Regions from separate parts of the Homo sapiens genome. Here region 1 is linked to region 2. A link is a loop called in an ENCODE intact Hi-C map of the cell type or tissue named here. Cell type or tissue: A673. All regions are shown on one strand. Each heading gives the region's core, and the rest is flanking DNA. Links, peaks and the distances in the headings are about the cores only. Region 1 overlaps TPR (translocated promoter region, nuclear basket protein). Region 2 overlaps IVNS1ABP (influenza virus NS1A binding protein).

Region 1 (11,259 bases), core at 1,410-9,409, 1.0 Mb after region 2:
GGAAGGAAGGAAGGGAGGGAGGGAGGGAGACCTAGAGGAGCAAAAATTCCTCCCTCTATATTTCAACTACGTGATACACAAAAAATGTTTCTTAACCTACAAATTGTTTATAAATGTAAATTTTTGTTCAAAGTATATCAATTTCTCATCTCCCTTTAAAAGTAAGAATAGTATTACCTATTATATGGCTTAATATTCATTAATGTATTTTTCTCTTAAAAAATTTAAAAGTTTTGTCTGTTCTTTAGTTAAAATGAGAATATATCTTGCCCTTTTAAATACCCAGGCCTCTACAGAAACCCAGATACAGTATTTTCCCATTAGTCTAAACAGCTAAGGTTTTACTATGTCAACACTAATGATTTCAGCTTAGTATCAGTTGTTAGTTATCTATTACCAGATAATCACTAATTATTTAATACACATTTCAAAATAAAATTATTTTCTACGACTTCCATACTCTTTTAATGCCCACAACTTTTCAGTGGACCTCCAGGACTTATCCAAGATTTAACAAAATATATGCTATATTGATCCAAAAATCTTTTATTCATTGGAAAAGCAGACCATACTGCAAAGCTCCAATAGCCCCAAATCTTGAAGCATGCAGCTTGATTAGACTGACCTCCTCTGGTTGTGAACTGCTGTTACAAGTAGTCCCTAATTTAATTTTTCCTCTTAATGGCAGCATATAGCATTTATAATACCGTAAGGGTTACAAAATGTTTGCATCTTACAGCAGCCCAATGAGGCAGAAAAGAGTATAATGACAGCACCTAACAATCATAAATATAGTAGACTTTTTATGAGAGCACAACAGTCACAAAGCTAGAACAGGGGCCAATCTCTTTTTACCAATTCAATAAATAAATTTATATATTAGAATTAAGTGCAATTCTAGTTTAGAAAATACCAGAGATATTCAATTCAAAAAAGGCTAATAAAAATCTCACCACTGTTTTGAGAATCAGCAGCTCTGTGATTACCTTCACCTCCACCCATACTTTCTTCTGTTTCTGTACCTGGATCAGTCCCATCACCACCCTAAAAACAAAACGTGGTAACATAATGCTCAAATAAAATAAATATGTTAAAAAAACCGGACAGAATAATTAACCAAACCAAACCACAACAAAAACAAATAAGTAACCATAACAACAAAAAACAAAACAAATGAACAAAACAACCAAAGGTTTTAGTGAATTTCATAAGCCTTTCTATATCCTTGGAAAACAGCAAGTGAAAGAAAGCTCATAGAAAGAACTATGAATGGTTAAAATTCTAGCCAGTTACCTCAGCATCATCAGCTTCATAACCATCATTGCCATCGGCACTACCAGTTCCTTCATTACTATCTTCACCCTCATCTCCCATCCCTGTGTCATCTTCATCATCATCATCATCTTCCTCATCCTCTTCATAATCCTAGTAGAAAGTTCCCCAGGCATAAATAAAAGTTTAGAATATGGCCCACATGCTCTGCATGTCTAGATACCACACTTAGAAATTTAAGTGACTCATTAATCAGAAGATAGGAATTGTCCTGAGAGTTGTATGGGATTAGTACAGCAGCACCAAATACCACAACTGTGATACTTACTGGAATTAGTGCAATAATGATCAATTCTGAATTCTAACTGTTTGCATGAGATTGCTCAAAGATAATATAGACCTCAGGTGTCAGCAAAATATCAAGTGGTCCAGTTTAATTCTAAATTTAAACAGGTGGAGTTGAAGAAAATGATAAAATTACACTATATCAGGAGCTATTTAAAAAATGTTTATTAATCTAAAATAAGAAGCTGTCAATATAGGATTAAACCCCAAAATAAAACAAACAATTTGACCTTATATATATAAAATACACTTTATATATAAAAAAATGACAAAAATGAACTATGGGGCTCCAAGAGGAAACAAAAACAATTCTTGTTTCTTCTTTTTATCTCCGGAAACCATAGCACTTACATTTAAAGCCATACAGTCATTTATCAATAAGACTTAAAATTAGGTCTAATTGATAACAAATCCTAAAAGACTCATCAATTGTCAAAAAAACAAAATGAAACAAAATTTTAAAAATGGGCATTCCATCACTGGCTCTACACTAATTTTCATTATAAAATGTTGATTTCTGAACTAATTAAGATAGAAGAAAAACAATATATATAATCTATTTAATATATAATATATTAAATATATAATATATATATTATATATATAAATATATATAAATATATAACATATATATTATATATAAATATATATAAATATATAACATATATATTATATATATAAATATATATAAATATATAACATATATATTATATATATAAATATATATAAATATATAACATATATATTATATATATAAATATATATTATATATTTATATATATAATATATATAAATATATAATATATATTTATATATATAATATATATAAATATATAATATATATATTTATATATAATATATATAAATATATAATATATAATATATTAAATATATAATATATAATATAAATAAATATAATCTATTTAAGCTGACTGGGAACCAGAATTTACAGCCAATGCATTAGTATCCCAAGGATTTGAGCACTTTCATCCAATAGTTTAAAAACACTAGATGATTTCAAATCAAACTTACCTCATGTTCTCCATCATTTTCATCATCATCCTCTTCTTCATCATCACTGTCAATTACAATGACATCATCTCCTTTGCCTTGACCATCCTGGGATGAAGTTGTCGTCTGCTGATCTGATTGAAGTGGCCCAAGATCTATTTGTAGAGACTGAGAGGTTTCTTCACTGTCTTCCATAGGTGTATAATCTCCCTGGGTAACTCCCTTTAAAAATAAAAAAGTTAAAAAAGAATTAAGAGCCCTATAAACATACCTAAAACTATATGTGAGGTATTATTATAGGTCAAAGTAAAGAATAATGAGTACTTATGGACTAGCAGCATTTAATTTAATTTTTTTTTTTTGAGACAGTCTCGCTCTTGTCACCCTGGCTGGAGTGCAATGGTGCTATCTCAGCTCACTGAAACCTCCGCCCCACTGGGTTCAAGCGACTCTCCTGCCTCAGCCTCCTGAGTAGCTGGGACTATAGGCACCACCCCACGAAGTCTGGCTAATTTTTTGTATTTTTATTAGAGACAGGGTTTCACCATGTTGGCCAGGCTGGTCTCGAACTCCTGACTTCAAGTGATCTCCCACCTTGGCCTCTCAGAGTACTCAGATTACAGGTGTGAGCTACCTCAGCCAGCTACATTTAATTTTAAAAATGGCATTTCAAGTATTTTTGAAGAAAGAAGATGAACCTTTGAGTTTCCTTAATGTCTTCCTATAGAAGAATTATCATAAATCTTATTGGTTAATACTCCAATAAGAAAAAGAGAAAAAAATATAAACAAATATTTGTGCATTCAAAACTACTAGCGTGATATCGCGTATCAGTGCTGTGAGACAGGAATATGTCATGTAATTTTAAATTTGTTAGTAGCCACTTAAAAACAGGTGATTAATAATATACTTAACCAATATATCCAAAATATTATTTCAACATGTAATCAATGTAAAAATTATTAACCAGATATTTCACATTTTAAAATTTCTACTAAGTCTTCAAAAATCTGATGTATATTTTATATTTGTATCAATTTGGACAGCCATATTTCAGTTGCTCAATGGCCAGGGCGGTTAGTGCACAATACAGCTGCAGACCAAAGTCAGAAAAGAAAAAAAAAATACTCATGGGTCTGCAATGTTTAAACAGAAGGTTTTCCCAAACTAGAACTAATTTGGAAATGCAGTGAATAAATAAGCTATTACCACTGTCTTTTTACAAAGAAAAGCACTGAATACATAAGTTAGTATCATTGTCCTTTTACAAAGAACTTCTTCCCTCCTCAAAATTCCAATTATTCCAAGCCTTCAAACCAAAATAAATATATCAGATACTAAATAATTCCTTGCTCAATCTATTTCCACAATTCTATTTTGTTAACTACTGAAATAAACTATTATTTTAACTTCATTTATAATATTTACTATCAAAAGTTAAATGTCTTTTTGGCTTAAGCACTCACTAAAATCAATTTTTTATACAAGCTAGCAACAGTATCTTTTAAACTAAGACATTCATAAAAAATTACATATGCCGTAATGGAAAAAATGAGTAAGTCATGGTATAATTTAAAAAGTGCCTCAAAGTGACATGCTTATTTCAGAAAAAGCAACACTTGAAAAGAACGTCTGCTTCACTGTCAGAAAATCAGAAAAATGAACTGTTACACATTCAGTAGACAATGCTAGAGGGGTGGAATAAAAATCCAAATGGTATTTTGGAGTCACAGACAATTTTGCTAATTTCAAGAAAAAGCTTTTGCAGAAGATTTCAGTATAATTTAACCAAGTCTGACAAGAAGGCAGAAAATCTTATTATTTTCAAATTGTTATGTTCTTCAGAAACAATGCTCTCTGAAGGATAGATGAAAAAGATATCATTTATAGTACGCTCTGAATAAGTTATTTAAAATGCTTGGGTCCAGAAGTGTTTCAGATTTTGGATTTTTTAGAATTCTGGAATATTTGCATATCCATAATGAGACAGCTATAAGATGCAAGCATAAATGCAAAATTCACTTATGTTTCATATACAAAGGTGTATACACACAGCCTGAAGTTTATACACACAGCCTGAAGTTAATCTGACACAATATTTTTAATAGTTTTGTGTATAAAATGAAGTTCTAACTGTTTTGACTGTGGCCCATCACATGAGGTCAGGTGTGGAACATTACACACGTGGCTTGCAATGTTGGCACCTAAAAAGTTTTGAATTTTCAAATTAGGGATGTTCAACCTGTACTACATAATCATCTGAAGATTTAGTTTAGTGTTTTCAGTCAAAGAAAGCTGGTAAAATTAACTTACAAAATAAACGCAGCTAAGAAACTAAAATTTACTTGCGATATGGCTATTTATGGTTAGCTTGAGACAATTCCTTAATTTTACATGATAAAATAATTATAGCATAAGATGATCCAGAAAGTTTATACAGACAAAAGTACTGTTTCAAGCTTAGGACAGTTGAAAACTACACAGCCTGGGTTTGAATCTGAGCTCCAATGCTATGTGAACTTCGGTACACTACTTTATCTGGGTATCAGTTTCTGTAACTATGAGGTATAATGAAGATTAAATTAGTTAATAAATAAAAATTTCTTAGATCAACATTTGGCATATAGTAATGAGTTCTGTGTTAAATATTGATATTTAATTACTATCATACATTGTGATTTGAGAGACCAAAATAGATGCCATTTTCTCAACTAAGACAAACCCTAAGGTTAAGGAAACAAAAGTTACCCGTAGGTCAAGGGTTCAGGGCCTGTCTGGCATGGTAAATTTCTAAATTCATATGGTTACAATAAAAAAATATAAGCCTTTGCTAAACTCCTCTAACTGGAACTATCGGGCAAGTTATCAGACTCCTATCTCTGATTTACAATCCAGACCACTACAACTCTGACTGTAGAGAGCACTGGCAAGGAACTGCAGACACCTTAAGCTAGTTTCAACCTGCTTAAAGAGGCTGCGCACAAACTGTCTTTGTGTCCTGTAGTTCACCTTTTGTTCACTCTTCACGTAAAGAGCCAAATTCCAGCTCATTTTCATGCTAAAACGCTGCCCCAAAGTGAACATGGGATGTATATTATATATATTTACCTACTGTTTATATGCTCAGTTCCCCTCATAAATATGTATAGCGTTTCCCCAAAACCTGCTGAATATGCATGACTCTATTGTGTAATAAGGACCCTGTGAGGCATAAAACCACACCTGTCCCTGCCCTGTGTGAAGACAGAACACCTTTGGTCCACGCTGGAGACTATTTCTTCCTCATGAGCAAAATGATATCACTAATAAAGCTCTCCTTTCTATTAAACACTATTTAGCCACCCTGGGGGTCTTCTTGATGACAATATGAATTCTCATTTTGTGGGACAGAAGGAAGAAAGGAAAGTAATAATATTCTGAGTGCCTAATATGTGGCAGGTACTACTTTAGGTATTTTACAATCCTAAAAATTATATTTTTTGACAAGTGAGACAATGCAGGGAATTAATGATATGCTTACAGTCACAAAGCTTCCTAGTGGTGGAGCTAGGAATGACACCTCATGCTTTGTAACTTCAGGGTCTATATTCTCTCCGCTAGTAAAACTGCTAGGGGAACCTCAATGAGAGATCAAAAAATGAAGAGGTATATAAATGCATTTCCTTTTATGGATTACTTTAATTCTGTAAGGGAAATAATACAGGGGAGTAAGAGAGAACCAGCAAATGGGGCACTATAAATTAACTCAAGATGCAACCAGCACTCTTGTATTTCATGTAATTAAAATAGGGAAAAATCTTGGCTCACAACTCTAAAAAATCTGGAAATCTGTGCTATATATGAACAAAAACATTTCTTTAATATAAGTTTAGAAGGCAGTACACTATACTCATAGGAGTAAAAGAAAGCAGACTCTGCAATGATTAATTCTAGTAGTATTTCATTACATATAATAAGAACAAGCTAAAAAAAAAAAGACCAAATAATGTTTCAATTTGTCAAAGCTAATTTCATTCACGAAAAGCAACGGTGTGGTACTTTAGGTATGTTTTTACTTACTTCTCCAATGGAATCTTGAGAATCCTGGTTGTATACCTGAGTCTCTACCTCTCCATCAGTACTTTCTTCTGCCATAACTTCTTCCTGTATCATAATACACTAATATATTAACCATATCAGTGTAGTAGATGAAGGGTTACCTGTTTTTGTTAGTTCTCTCATTTGAAAAAACCCTTCAAATCTATATTTTATGAAACTATAGAAAAATAAAAAAATTTTATTTAAAAATTATAATCACATTCCTCCTCAGTATACACAAAGTAAGGTTTATGAACATTAATACATGCTAATACAATTAATTTAGTAGCCTTAATGTTTGATTTGAAACCTGCTTCATTACAATTTAATCTTAACCACAAAAAGGAATATAATTTTGGCTAATCTTAGAAAAAGATAGCAGGTAACAGTTTATGTCCATGAGACTTAGAAACTTCGAGATGAAATTCAACTTATGTTTTTATGACTGAGCTTTTTTATTGAAATAGAAACAAATGCAATTAAAGATATGCAAGAATATAAAACACTGTTGGTAATAATACCTGGGTTGTCAGTGGAATCTTTGTAGAAAGTTCAATAAAAGTGTTTTCCAGATAATATATTTTGGCCCCAAAAGGTTAATTTTCTTTAGGCTGTAGCTGAAAAGAGTACCTTAACTCTACTGGTAAAAGTTAAAATACACAGAAAGAACTTTACGCACCTCAGTTCCTACAGGTGTGACACTTTTCAACTTCTTTGGAAGAGGCATTTCCACTGTATCATCAGAGACTTGGTCTGATGCTTCTATGGTGCTATCCTCTTCCTCTTCACGTGTACGCTTTGGCAAAGAAGAACTGGGGGTAGCCGAAACTTTGAAATTATATAAATCTTGAATTAGAGCATGATAATAACTCAATTTAGATAAAGATAGTTTACCCAATATGGTCACTTAACTAAAGGAGAACACAGTAAACATTTAATTGTACAGATTACTAAAATACAATCAATCAACTCCTAGATCAATGTCCATCAACATAATTTGTTTCTGCTAAGCTATGGGTAAACAAAGAGCAACTTATGCTCTGAGTCAATGTTTTTATACCAACCCAAGCTTTGCTTAATAAAGCCAGCCAATTTTTACAATATATCTGGTTCACTGAGATTGTATTACTATGTTGTTATCTACAAAGTTTACATGGGACCTTCTATAAAACTCAGGACTCCTTGAATAAGAAAAAATGTACACTGTATGTAAATCAGTATATAGTCTTATCTTAGGTGTCTTTTAGTCCTCAGGACTTCCGTTAAATTATATACAATGTTTTGCATTAATATGTAAGACCAGTAAAAAAAATAACTGGAGGGGGAGAATCATCTTAATGACAAACAACTGATTTAAAATAGTCATATTCAGTAGTAAACATGAAATAAAATGTTAGTAATATATTCATTCATTCTAATTCCTGGTAGAAAGCATGTATGCACAAAGAATACTTGTGATACGTATTATATCCAAGATATTATAATTGCGTAGGTCTATTCTAACTTCATTTGTACAAAGAATACTCAAGATATATATACTCAAGATACACTCAAGATCTTATAAATGCATAGGTCTACTCTGACTTCATTTTAAAATTAATTTTACCTGTGCCAAATACTGCTGTGGAAGTAGAAGGCCGCTCAACTGGTGAACTCTGAACAACCTCTACTATGTTTGAAGATAACTCTTGATTGGCAGGCTCAATCTGAGGATGACTCTGTTGAGTGGGTTGCACAAAAGCTGTAGCCTGTGTTTGTTGCTGAACAGTTAAAATAGGTTGAGAGATAGAAGGCTGGACATTAGGACTAGTAGAACGAACGGATCCACTTGTGCTTCCAAAAACTGGAACATGTTCCACAGGCCCTTCTGACTGCATAGCTGAAAAATAATTATAATGCTGAATATAAGCCTTCTACTTTTATCAAAGCTGAAATTATCCTTCCTATTCTGTGGTACATGTCACCTTTCACACAGATTTGGCACTTGGTAGACAAATACATTGTAGGTAAAGGTAATGTATTATGCATTTTTATATTCCCTATGTAATTGATATGGTAGCATGCAATAAAATGTTGCCTGAATTAAATAAATATCTGTAACTGATTTTGCATCTATTCATTTAAATTACTGTTGAATAAAATTAATGAAATTAAGCTCAAAGTAAAATTAGAATTTTTCATTAAGCATCATTTAGTTTTTAATTGATATAACAGATAGTAAATTTGATTAGTAATATATTTAGTTTATTGGATGTAGCTGAAATAAAACATTCTCTACTTTCACAGCACAGAAATACTTGAATAATTTACTGAATTCTAACATTTGTCAAGATAAGAATCTAAGGAAATATGCAGGTAGCAAAGTTTTACTGAACACCTACTGTGGAGTTAGGTAAAGGGATTAAACAATAAGAAGCTGAGATTTTTGCCCTTGAGGAGCTCAATGTAGTGGAGTAAAAAGCATGTATACCACAGAATAAAATACAAAGTTGTAATTGCTGTAATGAATAACAAGAGTGTCATGGGAAAAAATTGAAGAAAGCAATGAAATGGTCAGTTTCAGTGAGAAAGCAATGTTGGATTGAGCCAGTAATTCAGTATGATTTTCCAAAGTGGATTTCATATATTCTTTGTCATTACAAGTGAAAATTTTGGTCCTAGAAGTATGTCCTTCAAATATTAAACACCCATTTTTACAATGACGTGACTTCAGCTGTAGTGGATGCTTCATTTGTCTTTGAAATTACTGTCATCTTCTCATAATAAATCTAAATAAGCAGTCTCATCAGATCTGTATTATTTTACTAACCTTCCTGTGATTCCACTTGTGTAGTGGGCATCACTGTAGCTGTTGGGGTAGTAGTGGGATTTGTAACAGTTGCAGGTGTAACCATTGGGCGGATACTAGCCCTGGGTGTTGACTTATTTCCAGCCATAGCTGCAGCTGTCACTTTACTTGGAGTAGACACAACAGGAGTTGGCTTGATATTGGCTGTTGGTGGGTCTGATGTGCTGGCACTTATAGAGGAGAAAATGGAAGAATAATTAATAACAAATTATTATGCAAATACTTTTAAAAACACAGTGAGTATAGGTCTCCATTTTTTTGTTCACTAAATATTTCAGAGCCTTATTAAAGCTGTTTTGAATTTAAGCATTAAAAACTACACAGGGAATGCTCCAGAGTGGTGCATCCTGACAATGTAAAATGTATCTAGCTGTTGAATTGCTGAACCCAAGTCTCAGCCCAGCATTTTCTATCTGTCATCATGTAACATCACGGGGAAAATCAGTAGCAGCCTAACTTAGAAACCAACTGTAAACTAAAAGATGAGAGACGTTTTCTCTGTCACAAAGCTTCATCTGATAGGACTGAAAGTATGGTGAAAACAAGCTGGCAAATACATGATACAGTTCTGCAGAGAAAACAACTCTTTAGTGTATGTTTTTACAATAGAATACACAGATTTCTTTTTCCTAAACAGAAAGATCACTAGATATTCCCTGAGCTTTAAAAGAAAAATAACAGACTATGAAATAACTAAAACTCACATTCCTCTTTCACCAGAAGCTGGAGTTGTTTTCAATGTGATCTGTCTCTGCTGTTCAGGGACCTATAAAGAGAAAGCTCTTGATTGTTGTTCCTAGCCCACAAGAGTCCACTAAAAATGCCACAAAAAAATTGTCATTATTGTTAATTCTCTCCGCATATATTGAATTTTAGCCAAAATTCACTGACAAAGGCTCCTATATCACCAAGCACTTTCAAGTAAAATGTACAAAGAAAAACAATTTGTTACTTAAGCAGAATTAGCTAATCACCTTATTAGAAGGTTCTTGAGGCTCATCTCTCTGCTCAAGGTGTCTCTCTTGATGCTCCCTGAGTTCTCTTTCCAAGCGACTAATTCGACCTTCATATTGGGACTTTAGCGCAGTAATGCGAACATCCAATTCATCTTTCTGCTGATCTAAGGCTCCATTCCTTTGTTTAAGCTCCTCATTTTCTTTAGTTAGCTGATCTTTTACACCTAAAGAAGTAACCAGGCGATTATATTAATATTATAATCAAACATTTAAAACAGCATTTATGCACTTAATTGGCACATGGTCACATCAGATTCTACTACTATAACATCTACATTAGTTATGATACATCATACATCTCAATGAGCAAAGTTCTAAGTACATTCATGCTTTAACTTATTACTAGAATATAAAATATACTTACTCCAACATAAAAATTTACTTTTTCCTAACTAAAATCTCAAAAAGCTAAAGATCCTAGTTAACAGAAGCCCGTTTATATTTCAATGTATCATGCAATTCATTACTATGAATTGCAAAATTTTTATTTCATATAATCTACAGCACTGTTTAAAAATAATTCAAGAACTTTTAAAATCAAGTAAGTTGTTAGGACACTGTCTTAGAGATCATTTTAAAAAAATGCCTGTAACAAAATCCAACTGATTTGACATTTTATTTAACTACTCAGCAGACTGATAGGCAAGGCTGAATAAAGCCCTGAGCCTTGAAGAACTAGGTTCTTCATAA
Region 2 (8,798 bases), core at 307-8,306:
TCAGAAGGTAGGATAATGGTTTCCTTTGGGAGCACTATACGGAAACGGTTGGGAAGAGGCAAGAGAAAGGCTGCCGGGATGCTAGAAACCTCTTCTTGACTTGGGTAGTGTTTACACTGGTAGGTTCACTATGTGGTAATTATGACTTGTGTACTTTTCTGTATTTGTCCATAAACTTAAAAAATTTATACTTGAGAAGTTTGTTCTCTAGTAATTGTTGATAATGTGTCTGAATAATTATGTGTTTACTCATAGGGGAAAAATGAAATTGGATTTTATAAAAGGCAAAGTAACTCAATCAGCACAGTGGAACTCTACTATATTTTAATTCATCTTGGTTAAAGAAACATCTAGATCAGGTTTTAACATATGATCCACCACTTTTAGACTTATTACATTGTATAGTCCATCTTAACTATACCATTTCTAATTTCCAGTAAGACAGCTCAGTAGTTAAGGTAACATCCAAAAATTTCTTTCATAGCCATCAACAATTTAAGTCCCCCTGCCCCTTTTTAAAAAAAACTATCAGTCATGCCTGACACAAACAACTGCTTTTCATAATCTTCCCAAATAATTTCTATATTGTTCCATCTTATTGGCCTTTACTGTTTGTAATTCCTGCTTTATGAGAAAAAAATTTCAATAGGGTTTCCTAATTTGTTAATATCTTTTCATGTGGCAAAAATACTAACTCTAAGATATGCTTGTTTTCTCCCAAAAATGTTTCTGTCCAGTTATACCAATGAAATTGGTCCACTTTCCTTTATTAAAGGAAAATTTAAGTATGCTATCAAATTCTCTAGTCAAATTTTAACCTGAGGTTACCTCAGACTGTGCAATGTGTACCTGCACAAACTGAATGTGGTCATCATCACTGCCAAACACCTCAGCCTGTCCATCTAGTAGGTTCCCATCAAGCAGCTTGTGATCAGCTGAGTAGTACAAGGTTTGAACCTGCAAAACAGCAACAGAACACCCATGTGGCTACGGTCACCATGGCTACTCCACTAGTATGCAGATTACACAAACGCCTCAAGGTAACCTCCAGTGTGCTTCTTGAGCTTCTTGACATATTACTCTGGCAGGATCCGGAGGTAAAGAAAAATACATGTCATGGTGGTAAAAATTAAAAAACAAAAACAAAAAACCAAAATCAAATACAAAATCTTCCAATACTGGCTGAAGAGTCGTTGGCTTGATTGGCTTGAAAGAAATCTTCATTTTTTTCATAGCTTCTATCATATAACAGTAAGAAAAAAAGCACTAGTACAATATATACTCTTAAAGAATATACATATTTACAATAAAATACTGAATATAGTTTACACCTTTGCAGATAAGTGGTCTGGTTTGCATAAACATATTTCCTTCCTGTAAGCAATGTCAAGAAAAACAAAGAAAAAACAAATGCAAAAATTCAAGCAAGCTGTAGAGTCATCTCCATTGAGACAGATGCAAATACATGGCAAATGCATCTGACTTTCAAGTGGGAATCATAGAATTTAAAGATAATCTGTTAGCCCTTTTAGACCATAATGATGACAGTGTTTCTGCAGGCCTAACAGATTTGGTAAGCCCTCATAAAGGAACTCCGAAAGGTTTAAGTGGAGAGAGAAACTCAAGGTTACTCCACTGCTCCACCTGCGTGTTTTCAATTCCCACCATTTCTCCATCAATTTTATCTTGTGTATTTTTTTTAAAAGTAGCCCAAGTTAAGTGAGTGACTATATGTATGAACAACACCATTGAAAAACACACAGCTTTAAAGACAAGAATCCTGTAAAGGAGTAAACACCATTAAATCATCATCGTTCTCTGCCCACAGCGGATTTTTCTTAGGAGAACTGGGGCAGGACTGCTGCTTCTTTACGTGTCAATACACTTGAGGTTTCTTCTTGTTTCTTCAGTCTTGGGTATCCTAGTTTTGTTAATAAACCTATGGGGAGATAAATCAATGGGGAGGAACAACCATTAGAAGCTTTTACCTACTTGTCAAATTTAAAGCAAAAACCTGTGAAGAAAAATTAAGAATCTACAGAAAATTTCAGTACCACTTCCCATTTCTAAAGCAAATTACATGCTACTTTAAAGAAAGTTAACAGCACATAATAAGCAAAGAAATAAAAAAAGAAAAGCAGAAGACCAAACTGAACAGTTCATTCAGCTCACCTGGACACCCCCCCTGTTTCTCAGCTTAGGGGTACCTATAGCAAAATTTAAATTCTTTAGGGTCATGGTTATAAAATAAAAGTGAAAGGGAATCCTTCATGTTATAGCAAAATAATTTTTAAAAATGGTTGAATCCCATTTACTTTAAAACTAACCTCTTCCATCAGCTCTTCCAGACTGTCTCCATTCTCCCAGATGCTACGCTGCACCCAGTTGATTACCTTTGTATATAATTTGCCATTGCTGGGCAAGCAAACATTATCTTCAAGCATTACCTCCAACTAGAATTGGGAAAAACAATGACATGGATCAGTGTTGGGCTCCTAGTTCTCAGCTTAATTCCCAATTTCATAATAAAGTTGTCACAGATGCACAATTCATTCCATACATTTACTCTAATTTGTAAGGAACCAGGAATTTGTAAGGAACCAGGAATTTGTAAGGAATTTGATTACTGAATCAAAAACAAAGTAAACAAACTGGTAGGGAGAAACCCATTACGCTGCTAAGAATAACAATATAATTTCAATGTATTATTTCATAATCATTACTCACTTGCTTGAAACACAGACCAAGATTCCACGCCTGGAACTAGATAGTATATATCTGTTTATAGACTTTACTCCTTACCTTTAGCCTTGGAAGCTTAAGAAACTCCTCCTCTTCAGAAATTTGTAACAAATGCTCCTGAATATAAGCATCAACCTTATTCAACAAACGGGAGTCTCCCATACAACTTGCAAAATTTCGGTAAGAGATGCAGCTGGTAACATCCATTCTAGACAGTAAATAATCACCACAAACCTTGGAAAAGAAATATATGAGTGCCAACACTTACATATCTTTTATTCAACAAATATTTAATGTTCAGTGTGGTAAAGACTATGTGAAGATACAAAGAATCAAAAATCACTGTCTTAATACAACAAATGTTAATAGTGGTAATAACACGTATACAAATGATAAACATCTAATTATGCCATACAGATATGTAAGTTTTAGTTTAAGGAGAGGTACAACAAATTGAAATGCTATGTAAGTTCACATAAGTATTTTCAAGTAGAATAATTTGGTAAGGCTTCATGAAACGCAGTATCTGAACTGGGCTCTACAGGAGAGATGATGTTGATGTTGAATGCAGACAGAAGTAGAGAAGATGCTGCAAACAATTTAATTTGGTTGGAGAAAAGATAACTAGGAAATAGTTTTGGAAAGACAGCAACTATATAAGGGAAAATCTAGAAACTAAATGCAGGGATATGTACTGTAAATTAAGGAAGGATTTTTGAACAAAGGAGTGGTATTAGAAGAAGGGCTAGCAAATCAAACTTTTTCTTAAAGGGCCAGATAGTAAAAGCATTTTAGGCTTGTAGGCCATTCTGTTTGTCACAACTGCTCAATTCCGTCACTGTAGCTGGAAAGCAGTGTAGACCATATGTAAATGAACACACATGGCTGTGTTTGAATAAAACTTTATAAAAATAGGCAGCTGGCCAGTAGGCCTTAAGTTTACTGACCCCCATGCATTAGGGGATTAAATGCCTGTTTTCCAAAAGTACTTTTTACTGGCATTAAATTCTAGAAGGAATACTTTTAGAGAGCACAGGAAGTTTAGGAGAACACAGAATTGAGGATATAAGTTATGTGATTAACTCTTAAGAAAAATATTAATTTTAATTCATGCTATCAAAGGCTGACATAGCCACCCTACCAGAGAAGATTGCTGAAAGGGTCAGACTTCAGCCCAAATTATCTGAGAAGAAGTGTGATCTTGCTACATTATTATAGCCAAACAGTTAAAATAACATATTGACTACTCTGAGGGAAAAAAGGGACATGTTCAAGTCCTTGAAACTAACAAGATGTTTTATGACAAATTCAGCATTGCAATCACACAAAATAAGACTCCATAAATGATTTTATTTACTTCTGATACTCTACCTGCTTTACTCGATCCATCTTCAGCTTTTTTGCTGCAGAATAAACATCTTTTACCAATTCCTTATCTGCTTTCAACCTATTTAAAAAAAAAGTTACTTATGATACCAAAGCCTTAAAACACACTTAATTTAAATATATGTAGCAAGACTTGGAATTTTCTGAAGATATTCCCTAATTATATGGTTTACTTCAAATGTACTTACTGAGCAGTGTAGGCATAATTCAACAAGACTTCAACAGCTTCTGGATTGAGATCATCAAATTTAACGTGAGAAATTCCATGAGGATCACTATCACTATTAAAGATTTCAAATAAATAGGGACTGCAGCAAGCTAGCACTGCTCTGTGTGCTAACATTTCATGGCCACAGACCTGAAATTATGAAGAATTATAATTATAAGTATTGTGGATTATGTGCTTCTCTAGCTAATTACTATATCAGATTCCTTTATCTTACATTTCTCAGTATTCTTTTAAAAAATCATTTCATTAAATGCCTATGAAAAAGAAATAAGCAAATCTAAGAACTTATGGCTTTTAGTAATAAAAAATTCTATAAATTTTGAATTAAGTTTTAAATACCTGAAGTCGAACATCACAGAACTGGCCACTTTTCCTCAGGGCATTTAATTTGGCAACAGAAGACTCAATAAAATTTTCATCCTCAAACATCAAATATCCATTGGGAATCATTTTTCCTTATAAATTTGGCTAGATGATGAAAAGAAAGCTGAGTTATTTTACTTGCAACTGATGGTTTTAAAAATATAATGCTAAAGAGTAATACAGTCTCTTTATTCTCAAATTCCATCCTATAAACAACACATAAAAATTTCATCACACAAAAACTTAGCTGAAACAACACCTGTGTTGAATGTCCAAGTCTTTGTTCCCTAATACTTTGGTCATAAGACTTTTAAAGGATTCAAACAGTAGCAGCTATCTCGACAATTTTGGCCAGGTTCCCATGCCCATTAAGCAAATTCATTCTGAAGGGAAGGGAAGGGAAGGAAACGAAACTCCATCCTGCCCAAACCCATATAATAAGTAATCTAAAAGCCTGAAAGGGTGAAATAGCCAGTACATATAGGTTTCCTTGGATTTGGGCTCCTGTCATTCCTTTACCCACAAATGAGAAAAACTGTTACTTATCCTAATCCTAGCCTTTTTCAGTTGTCTTAAAGGGCCCCCAATTTGCTTCTAGTCTTCAAAATTATATATAATCAAGATTTATATGCAGAAAATTGCCTAATGTCTTCCTCCCTTGCCTAGTACACAAACTTAAAAAGTCTGATTAGTCTTGTCACTGTATCTACGAAATTATTTTTATAAATGTTTTGAAACATATACAGTGATTTAAAAAGATGAACTTATATTCTGTTCCTTTCTTTCATATATTCTAAATCACTTATCTCATCAGATTATATAAATATAAATGGGAACTTACAACTTTTTTGCATTTTACCATTACTTATAAACAACTGACTAATGACTACACAAAATGCATAATTAAAAAACAGTGATAGGCTGGGCGCTATGGCTCACACCTGTAATCCCAGCACTTTGGGAGGCCGAGACAGGTGGATCATTTGAGGTCAGGAGTTCAAGACCAGCCTGGCCAACATGGTGAAACCCTATCTCTACTAAAAATACAAAATTTAGCCAGGCATGGTGGCGGGCGCCTGTAATCCCAGCTACTTGTGGGGGCTGAGGCAGGAGAATTGCTTGGGAGGCAAAGGTTGCAGTCAGCTGAGATTGTGCCACTGTACTCCAGCCTGGGCAACAGAGAGACTCCATCTTAAAAAAATAAAATAAAATAAAGAACAGTAATAGGGAGGCCAAGGCAAGAAGATTGCTTGAGCCCAGGAGTTTGAGACCAGTCTGGGAAACATAGTGAAATCCTGTCTCTACAAAAAATGTAAAAATTAGGCAGTCATGGTGGTGGCGCACACCTGTAGTCCCAGTTACTAGGAAGGCTGAGGCAGGAGAAGCACTTGAGCCCAGGAGTTCCAGGCTGCAGTGAGCTATGATCCCACCACTGCACTCCAGCCTGGACAACAGAGATCTTATCTCTTTAAGGAAAAAAAAAAAGGCAGTAAGAAATTTTAATTTGAAGTTACTGATTTATTTAAAGTCAAAATATAGAAAAGAAAAATATGATGTTTTTTATACTCAAATGATTACTGACTTCTCTGCCTTTAAAAAAAGAGTATGAAAGGTTTACTGTACTCGACATCCGTCTTCAGAAAAACAATGTGTCTTAATACTGGACTAGGCAGAGAACATTCACTTACCTACTCTGTTGGTGGCAAATGTATTTCTGGGAACTCTTAAGTAATCCAAGGACAAAGGAGTGTTAAAAGGTGCACTTCGTCAGGGTATGAAGACAGGTGGTTGAAATGAAGGCAGGTGTGTCTTAAGCTCTAATGGTGATTCCAAAACTATCAGGCTTGAAAATGATGTAATCAAGTCCTTAAAAGCTATAGACACGAATTTCTTCTGTGATAATGATGCATCATAATCTATAACAATGATAAATTTAAGTTAGATATTCAGAATAATCAAAGACTGTCATTGATCTAGGTAGAGCAGATCATGTAAAACAAGTCCTGATCTTCAAGAGATTTGACATAAATGGCAAAAATATTCCCATTACATAAAAAAAGAACACAAATGCAATTCCACATAAACATTTTTCATTTAACTTGCAACAACCCAAGTGATTAAAAAAAAAAAAAAAAGTCCTTTCCCAAAGGGCAGGGGCTAATGACCTATGTTTATGAGAGGTATAAAAGCACAAGACTACAAAACAAATGTCAATACTGTTTAATTCTAATATTCTTTATTATTAATTTCCAACTAATATGCAAACATGAGATCTGTTTTGAGCCAGCAAGCAACCTTAGGCATTATTCCCAAGCATATATACTATGTTACTGTTCCTCAAAATGAACTCTGCACTTCCCAGGCTCTGTTAACTTTGTTCAAGTTCTTCTCTCTACCTGGAAGGCCCTTAACCCAACCTCTGCCAGAGGAAATCTTACAGCCATAGAGCCTCTGCCAAATGCTCCCAGTTGGGAAGCAGTTTCTCCTCATCCTCCACATTTAGAACCCTATCTGAGGGGTATTTATGATCTTCCAGCTGGTCTGTTTCATGCTGTATTTATATTCATGCTGTATTTATATATACTTGTTTATCTTCCTTGACTCATGGGCAAACCTTCTGTCTTGTTCATCTTTTGTATCCATCCCATCTCCTCTCTACCAGGACTAGCCTAAAAACTTGAACATAAAGATGAGTAATTTGTTGGAATAAACTAAACAGAAGGGAAAATACTGATGCCTGTGCTTTGTATAATCATTTTTCTCATACACAGTAATAAACTACCAATGGAATCATTCTGGTTCAAACCTAATCTTCAAGGTAATCAGTCCTCCTACCTATTCTCCCTCCCTCATTTTCACATCATCAATTACTAGTGTCAAATTCTGATGGTACTTATTTTGTAATCACCTGAACTGCTATTACACCACTATTAACTCTGGAAACCAGAACTAAGGAATAACTTACCTGAAATACGTGCAAATATATTCATTTTTATGGATATCTTAAGATTATTTGCCTTATACATCAATACAACAATTCTAAATCTAACAATTACGTCAAAGTGAATAATCACTTACCACAGGACTCCACTGCAGGCTGGTCCAGTTCGAATTCAACAAACCTACTATGTTTAGTTCAACATGTGTCCTAACAGGTCTCTCTGTAACAGGTTTCATTTCAAGGAAACCCAATAATGCCAATTCGGGTTGGGATTGTTGTGAATGCTTACCCTTGCATCAAAACTATATCACAGCATTAGGTAATATTGATTTCCTCTGCTCTACCTTTTATCTAGGTTAGTTAATTTGGCTTTTCTCTAAGAAACTAGTTCTAACAAATGTTTTCCAAATATACATAATTCTTTCTACACAGAGAGAACACACTATCCTAAAGAAACCTTCAAACATTTTCAGCCAAGACCTGGCTCAAACTAAGAAAATTTTCATATATATATGATTTATACTGGCATGGTCAATTCACAGGCATAGTTGGCAACTCCTAACTTCAGTTTCATAAGCTGCTCTTAAAATAAGAGGAAGGAGTCCCCATGCAAATTGTTATATTAAAATGCATCCTCTGAAAAGCCAAAAACATTATAATATGAAGGTACTATTTTAAACTTTGACCAGTTTTACTCACTTTTTACTTGTAAACTTGATCTAACAAAAAATAAAAATGGTATCCACTTACTATATTTGACAAATTGAATGATCTACCTAAAATTTATTTTGGAAAAAAATGGTTAAAATTACTGCAGCCCTTGGAGAAAACACTGGAGAATTTTTGGGGCAATTTGCATCAGACAAATTTGTACAATATTATTATGAGTTTTGCAGTAAAATGAATCCTGTATTTAGTGCTTGATTTTTATTTAGTTTTTACTCTAATTCCATGACAGTACCTGATTTTTAGTACATCAAGGTCATAATATGAACCTCATCTCTTTAATATCTACTGATCAGAGTACAAAGCTACTTGATTTTAAAAGCCAGCCCAAATCTAGATGACATTTAAGTTAATGCAAACTTACTTTATTCAATTATTGTCCTCATACACTATATACCTACTTCCCGCCCA

Evidence for each region. Peaks named below come from ENCODE experiments on the same cell type or tissue, not always from the same donor. Only the 100,000 strongest peaks of a DNase experiment are listed, where the experiment ranks them.
Region 1: a loop joins it to region 2, with 4 times the contacts of the local background. A loop is called at or near these places in 3 of 110 quality-filtered maps.

Annotation. Positions count from the first base shown.
Region 1 is chr1:186,324,811-186,336,069 of GRCh38, forward strand. It overlaps TPR (translocated promoter region, nuclear basket protein), which reads right to left. Exons shown (of 51, transcript NM_003292.3): 34 at 10,528-10,733; 35 at 10,258-10,319; 36 at 9,515-9,723; 37 at 8,312-8,584; 38 at 7,385-7,533; 39 at 6,688-6,771; 40 at 2,650-2,850; 41 at 1,294-1,425; 42 at 954-1,044. Among named protein-coding and RNA genes, the nearest start is that of PRG4, 34 kb to the left of the region's middle. In A673, for the core only: a CTCF peak has its summit at 6,142; no DNase peak of the experiment used is centred there.
Region 2 is chr1:185,304,687-185,313,484 of GRCh38, forward strand. It overlaps IVNS1ABP (influenza virus NS1A binding protein), which reads right to left. Exons shown (of 15, transcript NM_006469.5): 2 at 6,409-6,636; 3 at 4,697-4,825; 4 at 4,317-4,486; 5 at 4,114-4,189; 6 at 2,803-2,976; 7 at 2,328-2,453; 8 at 850-957. The coding sequence starts at 4,807. Among named protein-coding and RNA genes, the nearest start is that of IVNS1ABP, 8.2 kb to the right of the region's middle. In A673, for the core only: no CTCF peak of the experiment used is centred there; a DNase peak (open chromatin) is centred at 5,085; H3K4me3 peaks cover 1,501 bases; H3K27ac peaks cover 1,779 bases.